Linked DNA regions of Homo sapiens: region 2 is linked to region 1. The links are chromatin loops, found by intact Hi-C in ENCODE. Cell type or tissue: OCI-LY7. All regions are shown on one strand. Links, peaks and the distances in the headings refer to the core of each region. The heading gives the core; the rest is flanking DNA.

Region 1 (10,593 bases), core at 1,042-9,041:
TAATCCATAATATAGTGTCCTCCAGTCTACCACCAACACAGTGAGGCAGAGGATTCCGGAGCAGTTAACACAGAACAGACATTTGATGGGTGAAAGTAACAACTTGAGTTTCCAATTACCTCTGCATTGACTTGCTTTGTAAACTTGGGCAAGACTTTTTTCTTTCAATTTCAGCTCTCCCATGTGTAAAATGAGGACAGCATTTTCTTTAATAACCTCATAGGGTTGTCCTAGGAATTACATGAGTTACTGACTGTGAGAGCATTCTAAAGACTTGTAAATCACAATACAGGTATGAGAAATTATTATTCATCTTGAATCACTATTTGCTTCCTAGTTCATCCTTTCTCAAATAGTTCCACTGGCTCTCTTTCCTGGCTGCCAGCAAGGTAATAGATGGCGCTGTCAGCACCCAAACACCACTGCCCGTTCCTTCTCAGGTCGTTCCGAATCTGAGTCACAGTTAAGCAAATGTAAAGCACTTTGCAGGTAGAGTTGGCAAGATGTGCTCCATTTGCTTTTTGGCCCAGTCCTTTAATTGCACTTCAAAGTAAACAGTGCACTATAGGGTGAAGATTGGATTATAATTTGGAAAAAGAAAGAAAAAAGGAAACTGAAATGGTTCCAGGGAAAAAGGCACATTACACAAACTTAAAATAATTAGGAATATATATGATTTCTTAAGGGCATTAAGAACTGGAGCCTGCTTGCTAGACAGACCCATCACATCCTATGCTCCTGTACCGGGATTTCATGACCCTCTGTGATGCAATCCCAACACTAGTTGCCATCACTTTCATGCACATTATTTAAGTCTCCCTCTTGCCCACCAACATGCCTATTTCTGCCTTCACACCATCCTTTATAAGATGCTTTGCAAGTGCAGACTCTCAGCACTTGTCTGCTCAATTGATATGCCCAGCTCAAGCCTCCTTTTATTCAGGAAGCCTGACCTCCTTTTCTGAAGTTCCCCAGAATTTGGAGCCCAAATGACAGTTTGACACATAACTGTAGTGTCTCCCTGACTCTGCCATTATTTCAAGTGAACTGGCCTTATCTCTCCAACTAATATCATTAACAAATGATATGTTCTGGATGCTTTATAGTCATTATCTTATTCAAGGTGCACATTCTCCGCATTTTACATATGAGGAAATTGAGTTTCACATAAGTAAATTATTTGCCCAAAGTTGGCAGGTGTTGAGGCCTACTGGTTATGACTGTAAAGTTCAGCCTCATATTTCTTTTTTATCTTTCTTGTAGTTCCTACCACAGTGCCAGTTACAGAGGAGACAATTGGGTATCTGGAGAAAAGAATGCCAGTGCAAAAAATGCTGCTGAAAGGAAAGAGGAAGACCCCAAAGATCAATATTCTATTTCAAAAGTCCCTCTAGTACAGAGCTTATCACCATATTCCTGTCCCTAGCACAATAATCCTAAACTGGATTCTCAAATAGTTTGGAGGGGAAATGATGATTTTCTTTTCTGTTCACCATTAGACAGTATTTAATTTGCCAATATTAATATATCTAATGTTATTTTTTAATCAAAGCAGACTGTGATTTTCATTTTAAACAGAACAATACTTTCTGTGTCTTAGCACTTTAGCCTACCAGAGTGTTATTTGTGTCACTGGGAACTAATATATGCAGATTCAACACAATTAGCCATCACCATGGTAATTTTATGCCTTTTGTTTTCAGCTTTTGTTGCATATGCTCATCAAAGATATTGAAGCTTTACTCATGAAATAAAATTCATTACCTGCCTTTGGATTTAAGTGCATCATATTTAAAGAAATGTTTTCAAATCCTGATGGCATTCCATTTCTGTCTTACTTCTCAGGGATAAATAAAACGTGCTGTCTAGAACCAAGCAAGCAGCTTTCACTTCCCCTTCCTTGAACTGGTACTAGCAGAGTCTCCTGCAAAACAGTCATGGCTTTCAGTGGAAACATAGGCCCCTGAGAGCTGGAAGATCCTTCAAAGCCTTCAGGGTACCTTCTATTTGCTTGAATGACTTCAACTGCCGCACATGTTTAAGCTGAGTCTTGCTTTCTACATCAAGCAAAAGGCTAGGTGCACAGCTATGGTAGACTGTCTGCAAAATGGCAGCCAGCAATCTGCCCATCCCAGTACATGCATGACACTCATTCCATCAACAGGTGGAGTCTATTTCCCCAATCTTCATTCCAGGCTGGCCCTGTAACTTGTTTCAACCAATAGCATATGGGCTAAAGCAATGTGGATTTTTGGTTTGCTGGTTTGTTTGTTTTGTTTAGAGACAGGGTGTTGCTCCATCACCCAGGCTAGAGTGCAGTGGTGTAATCATAGCTCACTGCAGCCTTGAACTTTTGGGCTCAAGGGATTCTTCTGCCTCAGCTTCCCAAGTAGCAAGGACTACAGGTGTGTGCTACCACACCAAGCTAATCTTTTCTGTGTAGACACAGGGTCTTGCTGTTGCCCAAGCTTGTCTCAAACTCCTGGCCTCAAGTAAACCTCCTGCCTCAGCCTCCCAAAGTGCTGGAATTACAGGTATGAGTCACTGCACCAAGCTGGCAGAAGTAATATTACACAAATTCTGTAATCTAAGCCTTAGAGACCTAACAGTTTCCATTTTCACACTTTTAGGATCCAGCAGCTGTGTTAAAAAAAAAAAAAACAATGAGGAACCATCTGGAGACAGTAAGCCCTAGCCAGCTGCCAGCCATTCTAGACACCTAACAAACTCTCTTTTGCTGGCTTTGATGAAGCAAGGTGATAAATTAAAGAGGACTGCATGACAAGAAACTGAGGGCAGCCTCTGGCCAACTGCCAACAAGAAACTGAGGCTCTCAGTATAACAGCTCAAAAGACTCTGAATCCTGCCATCAGTCACGTTAAGTGAGCTTGGAAGCAGACTTTTCCAGTTGAGCTTTCAGATGAGGACCCAGTCTTGGCTGGTCCTTTGATTATAGTCTCATGAGAGACCATGAAACAGAGGACCCAGTTAAACCAGGCCCAAATTTATGCCCCACAGAATCTGTAAGATAAGAAATATGTGCTCTTTTATGTCAGTAAGCACTAAATAATTAATGCAAGTATATTGGAGTTTGGGGGGTTCTTGCCTAGGTATCAGTAAAATACTACTTTGGATCCTATTCTGTTATTGTGTGTTTAACTTTCTTGAGAAACCAGTGGACATAAGAGGTGATGAAAAAGGAAAGATTTGGCCATCTGTGGATTCTAATATTTTCAAAACTACATCCTAATCGATATTAAATATTACCCATATTTTAGAGTTGAGAAAACAGAGGATCAGAGAGGTTGTTATTTACTCAAGTTTCTCACTTCTACCAGTCTTCTAAGTCCGAATACAGTGCTCCATCCACTCTAACATGGCTGCCAGAATCATATCATTGCTTCAGAATCATTAAGCACAGGCTCTGATTTCAATAATTAAAGTATAAGCAGTCCAAGGGTAGGGCCTACGTCAGAGATGTTTTTGTTCTCCATGGTAGCAGAGGGGTGGTGCTGGATGGTGCTAAGGCACAGGCTGCATTGCCTTCCTAGCACTCCCACAATCTCCATCTTCCAGACAAACTTCTCCAAGGCCACCTAGCAAGATCAATTACAGGAATCCTTCAATCACTATCCAAATAAAGCAGTTCAAATTGAGAGTGTTTTCTGAATATAAAATGATCCAGCTATTTAACATACATTATTTTATGATATTAATAAAATTGAGTGTTCTGAGAAATGCCTTTTAAGTGAACCCAGTCTAAGTCCAAGGTTGTAGAAAGCTTTTAGTTTAAATGAAAATCCACTGGAAATGTAAAACATGTCAGCATTGAGTATCGAAGCGATGTCCAGCAGAATGTGCAGGACCCAGAACCTAGTACCCTTAGTCCATGCATCACTGTGGTCCATTTTGTCCAGTAGAGCTAGATAAACTTCAAAGGCTTCTGGGTGGAGGCTACGGGAAGCAGGGTGGGAAGCACTAAAAACTGAAAGATAACAGCTGCTTGCCTGCAACTAAACTCAAGAAAGGCTACAAGGTAAAAAGAGGAAGAACCGGAATTTCTTTTTTAAGTAAGTTTGAAACTCAGCAATATGTGACTAGCTATGTGACTTTGGGCAAGTCACTCTCCCTCTCCGAATTTAGTTAGGCAGAGATGATAGTACTTACCTCACAAAGCTCTTGGAAAAGCAAGCAAAAAATAGTGGCCAACCATGCTCCGTGAGCTGTGAGATGCTATACATATGTGAGGTATTGTTATCACCCAGAGCAGCAGCTGCTGCTATAGCAGTAGTGATCAAAATAGCAGTGATAAAACAAGGTAATACTCCTTAGTGGAACATTTTATATTTTGCCCACAGTAATGGATGCTCTCTGATTTAACACTGCTTCCTAAGTATCAGACATGAGGCTGCATCAAGATCCAATCAGGGACAGAAATCACACCAGTTACTCAGACAGAGAAAAATTATTATAAAGAATTGCTATCTTGATATAACAGTATTAACTCAGTAACTGAGGTAGCAACTGCAGGAAGCATCTACTGCTCTAAGGTGAACAACATTCATAACTTGCCTAGGACTGAAGAGGTTGCCAGGATACTGGAATTTCAGTTCTCTAAAACCTAGAAAGTCCCAGGAAAACCAGATGAGTTGGTCACCCTATTCAATCCCTAGAGATGGCAGAACACTGGGAAGATATTGGAATTGTTAAAACTTCAGAAGATTGGAGGAGGAGGCCTTCAGAGATGGGACCTAGACCTCTGAGGAGCAGGTGGCAACTGGCTGGTGTCGATGGCTTCATGGAGTTTCCCCAGTGAGGTTGGTTCTGTGAATGCTGGAAAACCTACCAAGTGTATTCAGCTGCTGCTATGGGAATGAGCTGGCTCTGCTAAGGTGAGAAAGCATTGCCAGGGTACTGCACAGAACAGTAAGGAAACAGGAAGAAGCAAATTCCTTCACCCTCTTCTGCCCCCTACTGGCAAAGCTTAACAAGGAACCAGTGGGCAAGGCAGAAATGTGGTTTGCAGAGACCCAGCCCCAGCATCACCGAACAGAGTTCAGGATGTTGGGTTGGAGCTGAGAGATAATAGCTTTATAACTGGCACAGTTAGCAAACACATGTAGGGAAGAAAATATCTATGGTAAAGGATTTAATCAAAGAACTTGCCTTTTTAGAAATTTTTCCCAAACTCCTGAATTCGGTCTACCTAGGAACTCAGAAAGAAGGCAATTCATGCAAAATGCTCTTCTCTCAGCTCCTGCCCTCTGTCCCAAATGACAGTCGGGTCATTTCTCTCCCCTCCCACCATTGTGGCACCCACCAAGGAACAATCTAGGGTGCTAGCAGTCACAGCAGCAGCCCTGACTCTTGGTCATGTGTCCTGGCCTTCTTCCAAGGAGCCATGTAGTCTGCTTTGCAAACTTTTAGACAGCTGAGCTGAGAGGAGCATTAGGCAGCTTTAAAAATTGATATAGTTCATTATTCTTTTATGAGCCAATGCAAATCCAACAGCACAAGGCCAAAGGCATGCACATGGGAGCGGCTATATCACTCTGCCCCATTCCTTGCAGATTTGACTCCCTAAAAGAGGACAAAGAGAGGGCCCAACAAATACCAGACACCACTCACCACCAGAGGAGGCACACTAGACAATAGTAACAAATGCGTGCCCCATTCTTCTGGCTCAGGACAGACAGCAGCAGCCCCCTCATCCTCCTCACCCTGCACCACCCCTACATACACCCCCACCTTTGGTCCAGCAATGGGAGATGAGACAAATAGCCCATAGGTGCAACTCCCATCTCCATCTCTGCTGCCCTGACAGATGGAAAACCTTGTTCCAGGGGTTTCTGTTCACATCTTTCCCAATTTGCACATTATTTGGCCTTATTTTCTCCTTTCCCTGTTTCTGCCCTCTATTCTTCCCTTTTTCCATCTCTTCTATTTTCCTTACTATTTGCTTCATCTCTTTGTCTGTCCATCTTTCCCTTGCTCCCGGGTCCATCTTCCCTCATTCTGTTTGTCTTTTTTCTTTATGTTTGTACATATATCTGTTTACATGTGCGTGTGTGTGTGTTTGTGTGTGAGTGTGTGTTTGAGTGTCCCTGATGGCTTTCTGTCTCCTATGTCCTCTGTGCCTCTCCTCGGTCACCACTTCCAGCTCCAATTTTTCTGGGTAAAAGAAGAGCAAAGTGTTTCTGTGCTCTGGGGAGGGGAGTACTCAACTTTGTCCCCTTTCTGCCTCTGCCAACGCAAAGAGGGAGCTGGGGCAAAGATTAGTTCAATTCAAGATACAAATATTGAGTCCAAGCCATGTGCCAAACAATGAACCACAGATGCATGGTTCAGCTCAGTGCTTGTTTATTAAGATGCCAGGCCACATGCTCATCACCAGGGACTCAAGGAAGAATCAGATGGAGTATATGTGCCACAGACCCCATGGTCTGGTGAGGGGAGCAGACCTGTGAAAGATGCTACATTGAAGACATCTAAATCTTGCTGGGGAAGGGGAAAGAAGTCAGTCAAGAAAGGCTTCTTGGAGAAGGTGATGCTAAATCTCGAAGAATGTGTACATGTTAACTAGATGGAGAAGTGAGAGAAGGGCATCCGAGGTGGAAGGCATATCATGAGCAAGAGCATGGAAGAAAAACAAAAGAGCATGAGGTATACAGAGACCCACAGGCAGTGCAGGGCACTAGAGCACAAAGACTGATGGGAGTGAAGGGAGAAGGGGCTGGATGGCCAGCAAATACTTGGGTCATGCAGAGTCTTATGAGCCAGGCTGTAGAGGATGCTGCCAGCACCCCCCCCCTTCTCCTGGCCCATTTTCTCTCAGCACTCACTATTCTTCCCAAATTCATCTGCCACTTACTGCCTGAAGGCATTCTCTGGCCACTGGAGCTGCTCAGGCCCTCTGCAGGGCAGATCAGAGTGACAGGTAATTAACACTTCTGGGAACACACTCAAGCAATGACCAATGGGAGTTTTTATGGGGGAAACCTGGGTTACCCTTTGGGTAACATCACTGAGGCACGTTCTAAACTGCCTCTCAGAGGCACTCCTCAGGAATAAGCTCCTATTGCCCCTGTGATATTCTGTCACCAGCACACCCTATATTGGCTGCCTTTCCTTCCCTATCTCACATACCCACCCCCTCTCAAGTTTCCTTCATCTCCCAAATAAGCTACTTGCACTTGGTTCTTTGTCTTAGGGTCTGCTTCGGGTACAACCCGACCTAAGACTCAGGCTAATGCAGCGCCTTACAGGAATGAGGGAGCCCATGAACACCTAAGTAGAGGAGTGGCACAGTAAAATCTATATTTTAGAAGGACACTCTGGTGGTTCGTTTGGAGAACAGATATGAGGTTCAAGACAGAGGACAATGTAAAAGTCCAATACAGTCTAGGATAGAGATGGGGAGAGCTCAGTGGGATGATGATAGCAGAGGTAAAGAGCAAGGGTCAGGTTCAGAAACACAGAGAAAGAGAGGGGTTTAGGATCAACAAGTTGCAATCCCTTCCCCTAATGTGTCAACAGAGTCTCAGAATTTAGTGTAATGGAAACCAAGAAAAATGTGAGGTCCAGCACCAAGAGCCTCAGAACAAGTTGCCTAACCTAGAAAAAGGGTCCAGGAGGAGGTATCAAAGGCATCTTAAGGATGATAATGCCCAGGATGAGTTGTGAAGAATGAGTAAGCGTTAGGCTGGCAAGAAAGTAGGAAAGGGATTTTAGGAAGGAGAAAGTGTGACTGTTAAGGAAACAGGAATAGTCAAGGAGGTTGGGGTATAGAATGAAGCGGGAAGCCCCTAAAATGGGCATGCAGCAAATACCCCAGAAGCCCCCTTCTCTTACTTCTGGTGTTCTTCCTCTTCCTGAGTCCAAGCCTGCACTAGATTCTACATGGGACCAGGCCCTGTCTTGCAGGTTGAGTGCCAGGAACCCACAGGCAAGACCCCCAGAGAGGCCCAAGAAACTCCACCAGCCTTGTGTGAGTAGATGCATACCTGGGCCGTGGTGCTGAGTCCTCCCCACTTCTGAGTCCACTGTCTATCTGGTGGATCCCACTCCATCCCCCAGCCTACTGGGGCACAGGTGTACTTCACACAGCTTCTGATGGAGATGAGGAAGAAAATCCAAAAGGGAAACCCAAACAGTCCAAAATATTCAAGCAAACACATAAAACACTGTCCACCAAACCTTCCCTTACAGCTAAAATAGAGCAACACTAATTTATTGATTTGTCTCCCCAGTTTCTCTGCTCCACTTCTGTGGAAGTGGTAATGAACAAAAGAGGGCTAGGAAAGGGGAAAGCAGGGAAAACAGTAGGTGTCAGATAAGATAAGAGTGCAGAAATCACCCCCTAAAGGAAACTCCTCAGGGAGCACAATTAGTTTATCTTCCGCCTTCTTTTGATGTTCTACCAAATGGCTCTTCATGCTTTCACCAGCATTTGAAGAAGACTTGCTTCTGAGAAAGGAAGGAATCACCATCTGTGGACAGCTTAGCTGTTGTCCCTGAAAAGTGTCAACTCTGCAAAGCAGGTGTTATTATTCCTGTTTTACAGATGAGGAAACAGCCTCAGAAAGGTTCAAGAACGTGTCTGAGGCCACTCAACGTGTCAGGAGCAATCAGAATTCAAACTCAGATCTGACTGACTCAGTTATTCAATACTGTTTTTTACCTATAGGTAATTTACAAGAATAAATTTGATTTGCTGTGGGTTTGGGACATTCTTCACCATCTTTCTCACCCTCGGTTTAAAACATTGTTTAGTGGACATTTACAATTTTTAAAAAGTCTTTTGCTTTTAAAAATAAATTTTGTGAAGCACATCAAGAGGCATTCCTCACTTTATAAGAACAAAAAATCAGGTAGGGGTGTTTATTTAGATACATAGCTATATCTCCTAATGTCCTCCAAGAACAGGAATCCTCTAGAAATTTGTTCTAAATCCTTCGTTCTTCTCCTGATAGTATTCTAGGAGAAGTGTGATCTTTGAAGTCAGACGTGGTTAAGATCTTGGCTCCACTGCTTAATAACTATGTGAGACATTGAACAAATCACTTGCCCACTCTGAACCTCACCATCCTTGTGTGTAAATTTAGTGCCTCATACAGTTTGTTATGAGGATTAAATAAAATGACATCTTTATGGTGCCTGGAATATACATGAAAATCCTTAATCCCTTCCTGTTTTCTCCCTTCCACACAATTCTACCCTCCCTGGAAAATGTCACCACTTCCATGAGCCCACAACCTCAAAACAAGGATGACATATCTCTTTATTTGTTTTTCCATGAATTTGAGCTCGCTCTTCACTCAATCCTGCTTTACTCTGTGCCTAAATGTGTTTAAGGTGCATTCCCTTAAGTTCTATTTGAATTACATAATCTTGGGTAGCAGAAAATAAAAGCATATGTCAGCCTTATGTAAGGGGATTCCCCCTTGCAGAAATTGTTTGCATCGCCAAGGGACGCACAAAAGTATACGGTTCAGGAAATAAGCATGCTTGGCTTAAAATAGAAAATGAGTCATATAATTCTGCATCAAACAGTGAAGTTTAATTTGGGAATTGATTAAAACCTGCTTGACTAAGTCATATAAAGAAGTTGGGTCACTGAGATGCAACAATACTGAAATTAGGTCAATTAATAACCTTATAGTGGCATTGAAGTGTTCAAGTGAAAGGAACAATTGCACATCTCTCACTTTAAATCAAAAACTAGAAATAATTAAGCTTAGGAGGAAGGTACATCGAAAGCTAAGACAGGCCAAAAGCAAGGGCTTTTATACCAAACAGACAAGTTGTGAATGGACAGGAAAAGTTCTTGAAGAAAATTAAAGTTGTTACTCCGGTGAACACATGAATGACAAGAAAGTAAAACAGACTTATTGTTGATAGAGAGAAAGTTTTAGTAGTCTGGCTAGGTCAAATCAGCCACAACAATCCTTTAAGCCAAATCCTAATCTCCAGCACGGCCCTAACTCTCTTCAATTCTATGAAGGATGAGAGGGGAGAGGAAACTGCAGAAGAAATCTTTGAAGCTAGAAGAGGTTGGTTCATGAGGCTTAAGGAAAGAAGCCATCTTCATAACATAAAAGTCAAGGTGAAGCAGCAAGTGCTGATGTGAAAGCTGCAGCCAGTAATCCAGAAGATCTAGCTAAGACAATTCATACAGGTACTACACTGAACAACAGATTTTCAATGTAGATGGAACAGTTTTCTATTGGAAGAAGATGCCATCTAGTACTTTCATAGCTAGAGAGGAAATGTCAATGCCTGGCTTCAAAGTTTCAAAGGCTAGGCTGACCCTCTTGTTAGGGGTTGGTGAAGCTGGTGACTTTAAGTTGGAGCCAATGTTCATTTACCATTCTGAAAATCCTAGGGCCCTTAAGAGTTATGCTAAATCTACTCTTTCTGTGCTCTATGAATGGAAAAAAAAAAGCCTGGATGACAACACATCTGTTTACAGCAGGGTTTACTGAAGATTTTAAGCCCACTGTTGAGACTTACTGCTTAGGGGAAAAAAAAAAGATTCCTTTCAAAATATTACTGCTGATTGACAATGCACCTGCTCACCTAAGAGCTCTGATG
Region 2 (10,593 bases), core at 1,369-9,368, 220 kb after region 1:
CTTACACCCCCTGGTTCTCACCCACGTCCTTACTTCTGGTGTCCCTCAGCCTACTGGGATACTCGGTACCTCCCCAGGCCTACTCCAGATATGCCTTCTTGCCTCATATGCCCATCCCTTTTTGACCTTCCGATCTGGGAAACTCCTACTCATCCTTCAGTGCCCAGAGGTGGAGGGGTGATGGGGAAGCAGCCTTGAGAGTTTTCAGCTGGTAGCTGGCCTCATCTCTACCTGCTAGACTGTGTTGTCCCCTGATGAACACAAAATCTTTCAGAGAATATCAGTAGCAGTTGAGAACTTCAGAAAGACTTCAGAAAGAACTTCAGGAGCAGATGGCTGCTCCATGATCAGACCTGAACAGAGGTAAAAACAAAGACCCTGTGCAATCACAAGAGTGACCAAACCTCCCTCTCCCTAGGCTAACATGAGATGCTGCTGCTTCTTTTCCAGTGATACCTCTAACCCCAGTATTAGTACACTAGTACTAGTGTAAGATGCTCACTCACCAAATTGCCCCACTTTCTGACAGCACCAATCCAGAACAGAGCCCAGCTTCATTGTACTCTTCCCCAAATCACCAAACACATGACCAAATCCTCCAGTAAGCCCCACTAACTCCCTCTTATCCACACATCCACGGTTCTCTGTGGCATTCACTCTCTTTTGGTGTAGCAAATTATGACTGCAGGTGTTTCCCTGGTGGCCTTTGGCAGGTGGCCATTGACAATCTTTTCCACTCTGATCTTCAATCCAGCAGAGCAAAACTTCTCTCTCATGTATTCCTGTGTTACCTGTGCACACTTCCAGCTTCCTTGAATCCTTTTTGGAACAACACTCTGTTACAACACTTCTCACTCCATATTGCATTTCCTGGTATCCATGTCTGTCTACATCTCTCCCCTGTGACTGTTTATTCACCAATGACAGGGTCCCTGTCTTCCTTATCACTTCCTTCCAGCACCTAGCCCAGGGTCCGGCACAGAGTAGGTCCCCAGGATGTCTTTGTTGAATAAATGCCCCAAGACTCCACACAAAGCAGCATGGGTGGACTCTGAGAATCTCAATTCAAAGCACCAATTGGTTCATAACTCTCTTTCCTTCACAGCTCACATCTCATGTGGAACCACAGGAGGAGGATATTAGAAAGTTGCTCTTCATCAGCACTTCATGCGGCTTCTCATTTCTGCCTCGTGTGCTGTTCTTAAATTTGCAAAGTTGTCATCACTGTTGATTATCCAGTGTGGCCACCTCCGTGACTTCAACATCCCCTGACAGTGCTAGGCCCGTTTATTGAAAGCAGAGGACTGCAACTGCAGGCAAATAACAGGAACACGAGCTAATGAGTTGGTAACACCAAGATCCTTCACGAGAGGGAAGAAAGGAAGAGTCCTAGGGTTTAAATCACCTCCATAAAACATCCACAAACAGGACTCTGTGAGGCTGTCAGGAGCCTATGGTTTCTGTTTAACATGCACAATTAGCATTTTTAGGAAGCAGCCTTTTGGGGATAAGTATGTCCTGAAGTGTACCCTTTTATTCCTTTTTCAGTTAAAACACATCTGCTTAAAGGCAACCTGCACTTGCCCTGGCCCATGCACCAACAGTGCACCATCCCTGGCTCCCCTCCCATCCCATCTTCAAAGGTGCTATGGAAGAAACTGCAGCTGCTTTCACTAAGGAAAATGTGATTTTTCTCAGTTTTACCAAATGTGAAGCAAATATTTTTTAAGTGGTCAAAAATAACAGAAGTTTTTTTGTTTTGTTTTGTTTTTTCTCTCCAAAATGGCTCCCTTGGATGACAAGGGTTGTACAGACCCCATTCACTGAAGCTTCAAATGAAAACTTTACGTCCACTCCCGTGTCCTCACTCTGCAGCCCCCACTCCTGGTACCTCGCTCACGTCAGTAAAGAATTAGGGTCATGGACAAATACACAGGAACAAGGCGCCCAGTGGGCTCTCTGAAAAAAGAAAAGAAACAGCTCTCTTTTTTCATAGTTGAGGGGAGGTTTAAATATAACAAAATGACCTTTTTTTCCAACAAAAATTAATTCTACCAGCCACAGGAAGGGTTGTAAACGAGATGTCACTTCTCAATGGTTTAAGAAACATGTAACCTGGAGAATCACCTCAATTTTGTCACCTATAAAGCAAGGTTCTGTTACCTGACCCCAGCATCAAAAAGTTGTTATAAGAAATATTTGTACAATATCTTTAAAGTGCCTGTGGTTTCTCAAAGAAAAAAAATGGAGTATGAGGCAAGACTATAAAATCAAGTGTGGGCATGTCCATAAATAAATGAAACAAGTTCTGAGACCACAAGCAGAAATTGATCTTGCAGCTTAGAATTCCAGCACACCCAGGACTGACCCAGGCGGAGGAAGCACCAGGGCCCTCTGGGAGAATAGCCAGGAGTCCTGCAGAGCTAGAATCAGGCACAAACCTAGTTCTTGAAGTTGGCACTACCATGGTGGTCACAGCAAGGATGGCCTCCAAGGAGTCAGAGAGAAGCGCTGCTCCTCCTATCTTGTCACCACTGCCAGAGCCTGCCACCACCAACTGCTGCCCCTACGGCTCCATCACCACCACCAACCAACTATTCCATCATCATTTTCCAACCTACACTACCAACAGCTACCTCCTCATCACTCCACCAACCCTTCATTATCATTCCATCAACAACACCAACACTACCTGTCCATCACTCCACCACCATCACAAACAGCCACCCCAACCGACCTACCACTCCACCAACACCAACCACCCCACCGTACCAACTATGCACCACCCCCAGTCCACATCATTCCACCAACACCACCTGACCATCACTCCATCACCCACTCCACCACCTCACGTCACCCCACCAATGATGACTACCCACGACCACCAGTACACATCATTCCACCAACACCACCATTACCCCAGAAACAACCACAGCACCAACAACTACCTCACTACAACCACCCAGGCATCATCACACCACCCGACCTTCACCCAACCATCACTCCACCACCGTGGTACCACCACAGTCCCACTGCCACTGATCAACTACCTCCACCATCACCCCCACCACCGTACCACCCAGGTTCATCCATTCCCATCCCATCCTCACCCCACTACCCTAGCATGTTGAGGAAACAGGTTCCAGAAGCATGAGACCACTGGTCTAGACTGTCTAGAAGATTCACACAACTCTTGAAATTTGTCATCAGAGAATGTTTAGCAAGTTGTCTAGGACAATAACAGTAATAATAATAGCTCATAATTTTGAGTAATTGCTAATGTGCCGGGGACCATTCTTAGTGCTTTTCATGCATTAACTCATAATAACTTTATGCAGAAAGTACCATTATGGTCCCTACTCTAAAGATGGGAAACTAAAGACAGAGACACTAAGGAACTTGTTTAAAGTCTTGCAGCCATAAGTCATATCTGGGACTTAGCCCAGGCCATCCAGCTCCAGGGCCCATGCTCTGCACCAACTTGTCACACTGTCATCTCACAAAATAAATCCTGGCACTTTAATGAAGAGCAGTTATTAAGTTCACCAGGTTATTGGCAGCACCAGTGCCATAAAGTGAGGCAGGATGCACCAGCAGCCCATGCTCTTGGCTACTATTTGTCTGTCCCATGCACACCATATGCTTAAGGAACAAAGCTGTGATCCTCAGTAACAATGGCCAGGCACGGTGCTAACTGTGTATACTATCTGTTTCCTTACTTCTCACCACAATCTCCTGAGGTAAAAGAATTCCCGTTTTATGTATGAGGAAACTGCGGCTCAGAGAAGATCAACAACTTGCTGGTCACACGGTAGACACACCTGAAAGGACCGTATTCAGAGGGGTTGTATTTACCCAACACGTGCCAAGCATCCTGTGAGCTCTAGGGATCCACAGCACTTACGGCTGGTTCTCTCCTGGCCCCAGCATTTAGGATGGAGCCTGTAAAGCCCTGCTTTCAACAGTGAGTTGTTCAATGTTGCTCATAACTAACATTGGGGGACAAAAAAAACAGGCAACAATCCCTAAAGGCCAGAGAGGCAGACAGTGTAACAAATGTTAATTTTGGAGTCACAAGTAGGTTTGAACTCAGAACTGTGTTCTGTGGCCGCGACTGCGCCCACGTGGACATCTGCTGCATTTACTCCAGCCTGACCTACTTCAGGGCAAGTGAGGGACTGCAGAGCTACTCCTCCGTAGGATGCTGACTTGTGAAAGTGGCTGCCGCCCTTTGCAATTAGACACTCTAAGACCTCAATTCTGTGCACTTAAATATATACGGTGACCTAAGTGCTGATGTGGCCAAACGACAAGGGAACGTGTGAAATTGTTCCCATTAAAATCAGCCCTAGGGGCAACCACTGCATAACCAAGTGGAAGGCCTGGCCAGGTCCTCGGGTTTTTATTATAGGATCACAGCCTCTCTCCACCTCTAAAGCTCTCATTTCCCTCCCTCCCACGCCAACCCTGCCTCTGCCCCCTTCCCACACATACACACAAACAACACATTCTTCTAACAGCCACTGTATTCGTGGAAAACCTTCAGCTGTGTTTCTAACCTGAAGAAGGAACTGTTCCTATGAGAATAAAAAAGGAGGTATCGTCTCTGCTCTACAAGGTTTCAGGGGGCAGGGGGAAGACAGCAAACAAGCTGGGGCACTAAACTTGGCATTCTCATCTAGTGCCTGGGAGACTCACTTTTTCATATCACGTCTTCCTGGGTTCATGAGACAGGGATGCTTCAGCTCTTGGCGGGGTATCCGCTACAGAGCCTCATCACAGCACCCCAATTACACTGCTAACAGTAAAGAAGAAAATTCGAACCAATTTTAGAACGAGTTAAGAGGAAATAAGAAAAATCCCAGCTATGATCTTTCTAAACATAAGTTGTGAAATAGTTCCCTCTTGTGGCTAAACTGGGAATTGCCACTTTATCCTTCCAGTTCTCCAATGTCTAGAAGTTTATCAATTTTTTAGTGTCAGAAGAAGCCTATGGACTTCTTCCGAAATTCATAATTACAAAGAAAACTAATTGCATTTCAATTAATTTATCCAATTATGAAACAAGTGGGGGCTATGCAGATAGATGTTCTTTTTTAACACAGTAAATAACAAGACCTAGTGGCAGGTCTAATTACCATAAATTCATGATATGCTCCTTTATGATGGGCATAAATGACATTTTGAGAAATCAGTGGCAGCTGTAACAATATGTGAAAAGCTGAGATTTCTAGAAATAAAGTCTCAGTTTCTGGTAATACTACAAAGGTTGGTTTGTTGCTATTTATAACTGAAGGAAATTCTAAATTTCAAAAGTTAAGCTCTAATCTCCCATTCTAGTTCATTGAGCTGTTGAAGCCTCGGCCTCCCAAAGTGCTGGGATTACAGGTGTGAGCCACCATGCCTGGCCCTCTAGTTCACTGATCCTTTGAATTCTGTTCCTGGGCCCCTTGGGCTTGGTGAAACCCAGCTGTTCTAATCTAGCTTAATTTATTCATTGAGCAGTCTCTCTACACGAGGCGAAGTTACCACTTTCGTAGTATTTCCGGGGAAAAATCCTCCAAGGTGTGTGAGAACTAGGAAATCTGAATTAAATGGTCAACCCAAAACATTGTATCCAGCTGAAGCAAATCCAAAAAAGTCAGGAGCACCAGCTTCTGTCCTGTCTTGGCTGAACATCCCCCTGTTGAAGTGAATTTCAGCAAAATAAAGTGTAGAGAGGACTGGGGGCAGAGGAGGGCCAATAAACCCAGCAAAGTCTCCACAAGCGTGGGGTGGTGGGGGCAGGTTTGCCTGTACTAGGAATAATTAAAACAGCCAAGTGTCTGAGCACCTACCAGGGCCAGTCTGTTCAGCTTTCTACCACTCTCAAGAAGGGATTATTACTCTCATTTCAACAGTGAGGCAATGGAGGCTTAGATGCAAAAGTCTTGCCCAGAGTCATACGGCTGCTTGGTGGTGAGGCCACCACTGCCTCCCAGAAGACCCCATGGGTCCCCACGGCTTGGGGAGAAAAGCCAGTCCACAGGGAGGCTCCCTGTTGTATCCGTGCCTCTGGGAGAGGCAGCGAGTAGGCAAGACTGAAGGTCAGTTGAAGGCCCCACAGCCACAGATAGTGACTCCCACAGCACAGCACCCATGGCCCACAAAGGACGCCCTGGATGGAGCACCCAGACCCCTCTCTATAAGCCTCTAATCTGCCAAGGAATTCCGCATCAAGTCCAAATGTACTCCTTCTCCCTGCTGAGCTATCTAACCCTCATCTGACCACTGCTCTCCTGTGCTTACAATTTCTTGAGGCTTTTTACATTTAATTGAGGTCTCCTGCCTGCTGCCCCTTCTCACCTCTGAACCCCTCAACACATGCCTCTTTGTCTGAAATGCTCCACTGCCCAGCCGGCACAAGCACCACCTTCCCCACTCCACATGAAAGCACACACAGAGAGGGCAGCAGTCTCCCCTAGGAAGGAGCACCAGTGGTGTACTACCAACTACTCTTAGGCCCACCCTGGATTCCTGCCCCCAAGCACTCCTCAGCCATTAACATCAACTGCAAGATTTCTTGATGGCTGAACACCCTGTGAAATGTCCCATGTCTCCCCACATGTCCCAGTGGCCTTGTCAGGACCAATCCCCAAGGACGGTATGCCTGGCTAACCTCACCGTGCCCCCCACCGGTAGGCCCCCGCCTCCCACAAAGGGCAGAGGGTAGACCCTCACTCTTGGGACCCAGAATCAAAAGCCCATTTCCCAGGAGTTTGGGAGGGTCCTTCAGGATAATTAGCTTTGGTGACATGTCAGCATGTGCTGGCCTGAACAGCAAGGCCTGGGTGCGAGCCACCAAAATCAGCTTTTCTCTTTGACTGGTTTCCGTCACCCGTTAGTACCCAGCCTTTACAGCGTCTGTGGTTGGGAGCAGGTGTGAGGGTGAGGGTCTGTCAGATAGAGCTTGGAATGGGATATGCCACTCAGGTTTGTCCACACCGGTTCTGAAGACACAGCCCTGGCTTGTGAAGTCTAGCACTGAGGACGAGCCCCTGCACCCTGTCCTCACTGGGTAGGTGCAGACACTTTTCGGCAGCCCACTGTGTGCTGGTGATGGTTGCAGCATCAAGAAAGCCTACTCTGGAGCTCTGAGTAGTCAGACTCAGCACTGAACCTTCCTGTGCTCTGAAAGCCCTGGGGCCCGAGGGCCTCACCCTTGTGATGTCACTGAGCTCTGCAGTTTCTCAGCCTCTGATCTGGTGCATCTCAAAAATGGGCCCCAGGGATCAAATAAGCGTCTTCTGACACTAAAAAGTTGATTAACTTCTGGTGCATCTCAGAAATGGGCCCCAGCAAGACTCGAATGCTCTTCTACTGGGGCCAAGTGGGAGCTTCATTCTCCCCAAAACACCCATTGTTTCCAGTGGGTTCATTTCCACCATGACAAAACAGCCTTCCCCACAGGTGGGGCAATGCATTGGCCTAGGCCTTACATGGCATGACCAGGCTGGGCCACTGTAGGAATATTCTTGAATGCCAGGATTCAGGTTCTTCTCTCTCAGTCATAGGGTATTTTGCCTGGGAAATAAGAAAAAAAAAAAAAAAGAAAGAAAGAAAGACGGAAGAATCTCAACACTGTGGAATAAGTGATTTACCTCCTCTCCATTCTGGTGACCCTCACATCTGACCAGTGGGTGAGAGCATTCAGGCTGCTCTTCAAACTCAGCTTCGTCTTCATCCCCTTCCCAACAGCGGCTTCTGAGAGCCTTATTTCTGCTCAGCAAATCTCCAATGGGCGTCATCATCAGACCATGGGGTGCAGTTGTGTGTGATGTAAATATTCTTTGCCATTCCAGAGATGGACCAAATGTGGTGGGTGGATGTGAATTGAAGCCCACCAATCCAGGGACACAAGAAATATTCACTGATTGATTGATTGATTGATTGATTGATTGATTGAATTTGTTTCTGCCTCAGAAGCTCATTCCTCAGGGTGCTGAGAAATTCCGTCTCAGTAATTACTGGTTCCCCACACAAATACCCCAGGGGTTGCCAGGCACTCCCTGGGCTGCTGCCTGGCCTCGCTGTCCCTTCAGATGTGGAAGCTCCACTGCGTTTGAAGCATGATACCTCTGGGAATGCTGTGATCTCCTAAACCAAAACCTCATCCCCTCTGAAATGTTACCACTCCCTTTGACTCCTGCCAGAGACCCCAGCTTCTGCTCCCACCCACCCTCCAACCCAACAAACAATCCCAGGGGCAGGAATATGCAACGGGTTTAGCCACCTGGCTGGAGATGAAAACAGGGACAAATACAAGAGCACTGCCACCCACAAATTCACATCTTAATACAGTATTCACTTGCAAACCTATCCTTCTAGTTCAATATCCTTCTCTTCTGGAATGCAAATTCCCAGGCACAGTTTAATCCCCAGCACCTAGAAGAGTAAGTAGTCTCTCAACATATAGTTTTGAATGACTGGGAAGAAAAAAAAAATGAAGGAATGAGAACAAAAGTCTTTCTACAAAACAAAACTCCATGAAACAGGAGAAACTTTGAAAACTAACATCTAACTGCAGTGAGATCCCAGCTTCATCACAGGCCAGTCCCAGGTACTCAAGCTCCCCTGTGCCTTGTTTCTTCCTCTCCTGTAAAATGAGAGATCAAATCAGTGGCCACCTCACAAGTGGTGCTCAGCTAAAATAAGTTAATGGACTTTAAATTCTTAGAAGAGGACCTGTAACATGACAAGCGCTCTATAAACATTAGCTGTTTTCAGCGGCAGAGGCAAGAGCAGCAGTCAAGAGGAAGCTACACTTGTTGGAGCAGTTCAGATGAGAGGCAACAGGGTGAAAGAAACCTGAGCCCCAGCTCAGCTACTTGGCAGCCATGTGGCCTTGGACAAGTTGCTCAGCTTCTCTACAATGAAGCTGACTCCTCTGTTTTCAATGAATATGAATGAAAAAATACCATTTTCATAGGGTTCATATGAAACTTCAATGAATTACTACTGGCTGGGCATGGTGGCTCATGCCTGTGTGAAAGGAAAATCTTGGAAATCTTGGGGCTCCAAAATTACTAAGCTAAAGGGAAAAGTCAAGCTGGGAACTGCTTAGGGCCAACCTGTCTCCCATTCTATTAAAAGTCAACCTTCTGCTCACTGAGATAAATGCGCATCTGATTGCCTCCTTTGGAGAGGCTAATCGGAAACTCAGAAGAACGCAACCATTTGTCTCTTATCTACCTATGACCTGGAAGCCCCCTCCCGGCTTGAGTCTTCCTACCTTTGCTTCAAGTTGTCCCCCTTTCCAGACCAAACCAATGTTCATCTTATATATGTTAATTGATGTCTCATGTCTCCTTAAAATGTATAAACCGAACTGTGCTCTGACCACTTTGGGCACGTGTCGTCAGAACCTCCTAAAGCTGTGTCACAAGCACATGTCCTCAACCTTGGCAAAATAAACTTTCTAAATTAACTCAGACCTGGCTCATATTTTGGGGGTTCACACCTGTAATCCCAGCACTTTGGGAGGCCAAGGCAGGAGGATCACTTGAGGCCAGGAGTTCAAGATCAGCCTGGGCAAAATAGTTAGACCCCCATCTCTACAAAAACAAAAATTGAAAATTAGCCAGGTGAAGTGGCACACACCTGTATTCCCAGCTACTTGGGAGGCTGAGGTGGGAGGATGTTTTTGAGCCCAGAAGATCGAGGCTGTAGTGAGCTATAATCATGTCACTGCTCTCCAGCCTGGGCAACAGAGTGAGACTGTCTCTGAAAAGTAAAAACAAAATGAATTATTCAAACACTCACCAGTGCTTAGAACTAGCAAGTGCAAATACATAGTTGATGTTGAGCGAGTCACTATTGTAAAGTCAGCCAAGAGAAAGGACCAGTAGACCCAAAGTCAAGCAAGTGAGTTTACTGACCTGCTGGGCTGCTCCTTGACAGGCAGAGGAGGCAGCCCTGAGCTCATACGCTGGGGTGGTTTATGGGGGTTGACTGTGGGGGCTGGTATGGCATACATTCTGCGTAAACACACATCCTAGAGTTGTTTTGCTAAATTCTAACAGCGCTGCATTATTTCTAGCTCAGGTTACGTAACATCTAAAGGAAATGGGGAGGGGGAATCCTTGCAGGAACAGGGGGCTAATTTTCAACTAACAACGATTATATAAAAAAGAGTGGCTACCATGATATCAGTGAAATCAAGCAGCTACTATCTACAGGGGAAAATGTGAGATCAGTAAAGATTGTACCAAATCATAAAATATCATGGCCATATTTGAAAATGTTTTGGAATGCTCAACATCACTAATCATCAGAGAAATACAAATCACAACCACAATGAGATGTCATCTTACCCAGTCAGAATGCTACTATTAAAAAGACAAAAATAACAGGTGTTGGTGAGGATCCGAAGAAAAGGGAACTCTTATACAGTGTTGCTGGGAATGTAGACTAGTACAGCCACTATGGAAAACTGCACAGAGATTTATCAAAAAGCCTAAAATAGGAGAGATGGAGCAAGGTGGCCAAATAGAAGCCTCCAGCCATCATCCCCTCTGCAGGAACACCAAATTGAACAACTATCCACAAAAGAAA

Evidence for each region. Peaks named below come from ENCODE experiments on the same cell type or tissue, not always from the same donor. Only the 100,000 strongest peaks of a DNase experiment are listed, where the experiment ranks them.
Region 2: a loop joins it to region 1, with 5 times the contacts of the local background. A loop is called at or near these places in 4 of 110 quality-filtered maps.

What each region holds. Positions count from the first base shown.
Region 1 is chr3:34,101,354-34,111,946 of GRCh38, reverse strand. No RefSeq gene overlaps it. Among named protein-coding and RNA genes, the nearest start is that of LINC01811, 53 kb to the left of the region's middle. RefSeq lists an enhancer at 4,704-4,753. In OCI-LY7, for the core only: a CTCF peak has its summit at 4,961 (motif pointing left); DNase peaks (open chromatin) are centred at 1,956, 2,716, 4,066 and 4,966; H3K4me3 peaks cover 705 bases; H3K27ac peaks cover 3,000 bases.
Region 2 is chr3:33,877,944-33,888,536 of GRCh38, reverse strand. It overlaps LOC105377024 (a long non-coding RNA gene), which reads right to left and starts at 9,683. Exons shown (of 3, transcript XR_940701.3): 1 at 9,640-9,683; 2 at 8,555-8,635; 3 at 8,262-8,424. In OCI-LY7, for the core only: a CTCF peak has its summit at 4,924 (motif pointing left); a DNase peak (open chromatin) is centred at 4,876; H3K4me3 peaks cover 290 bases.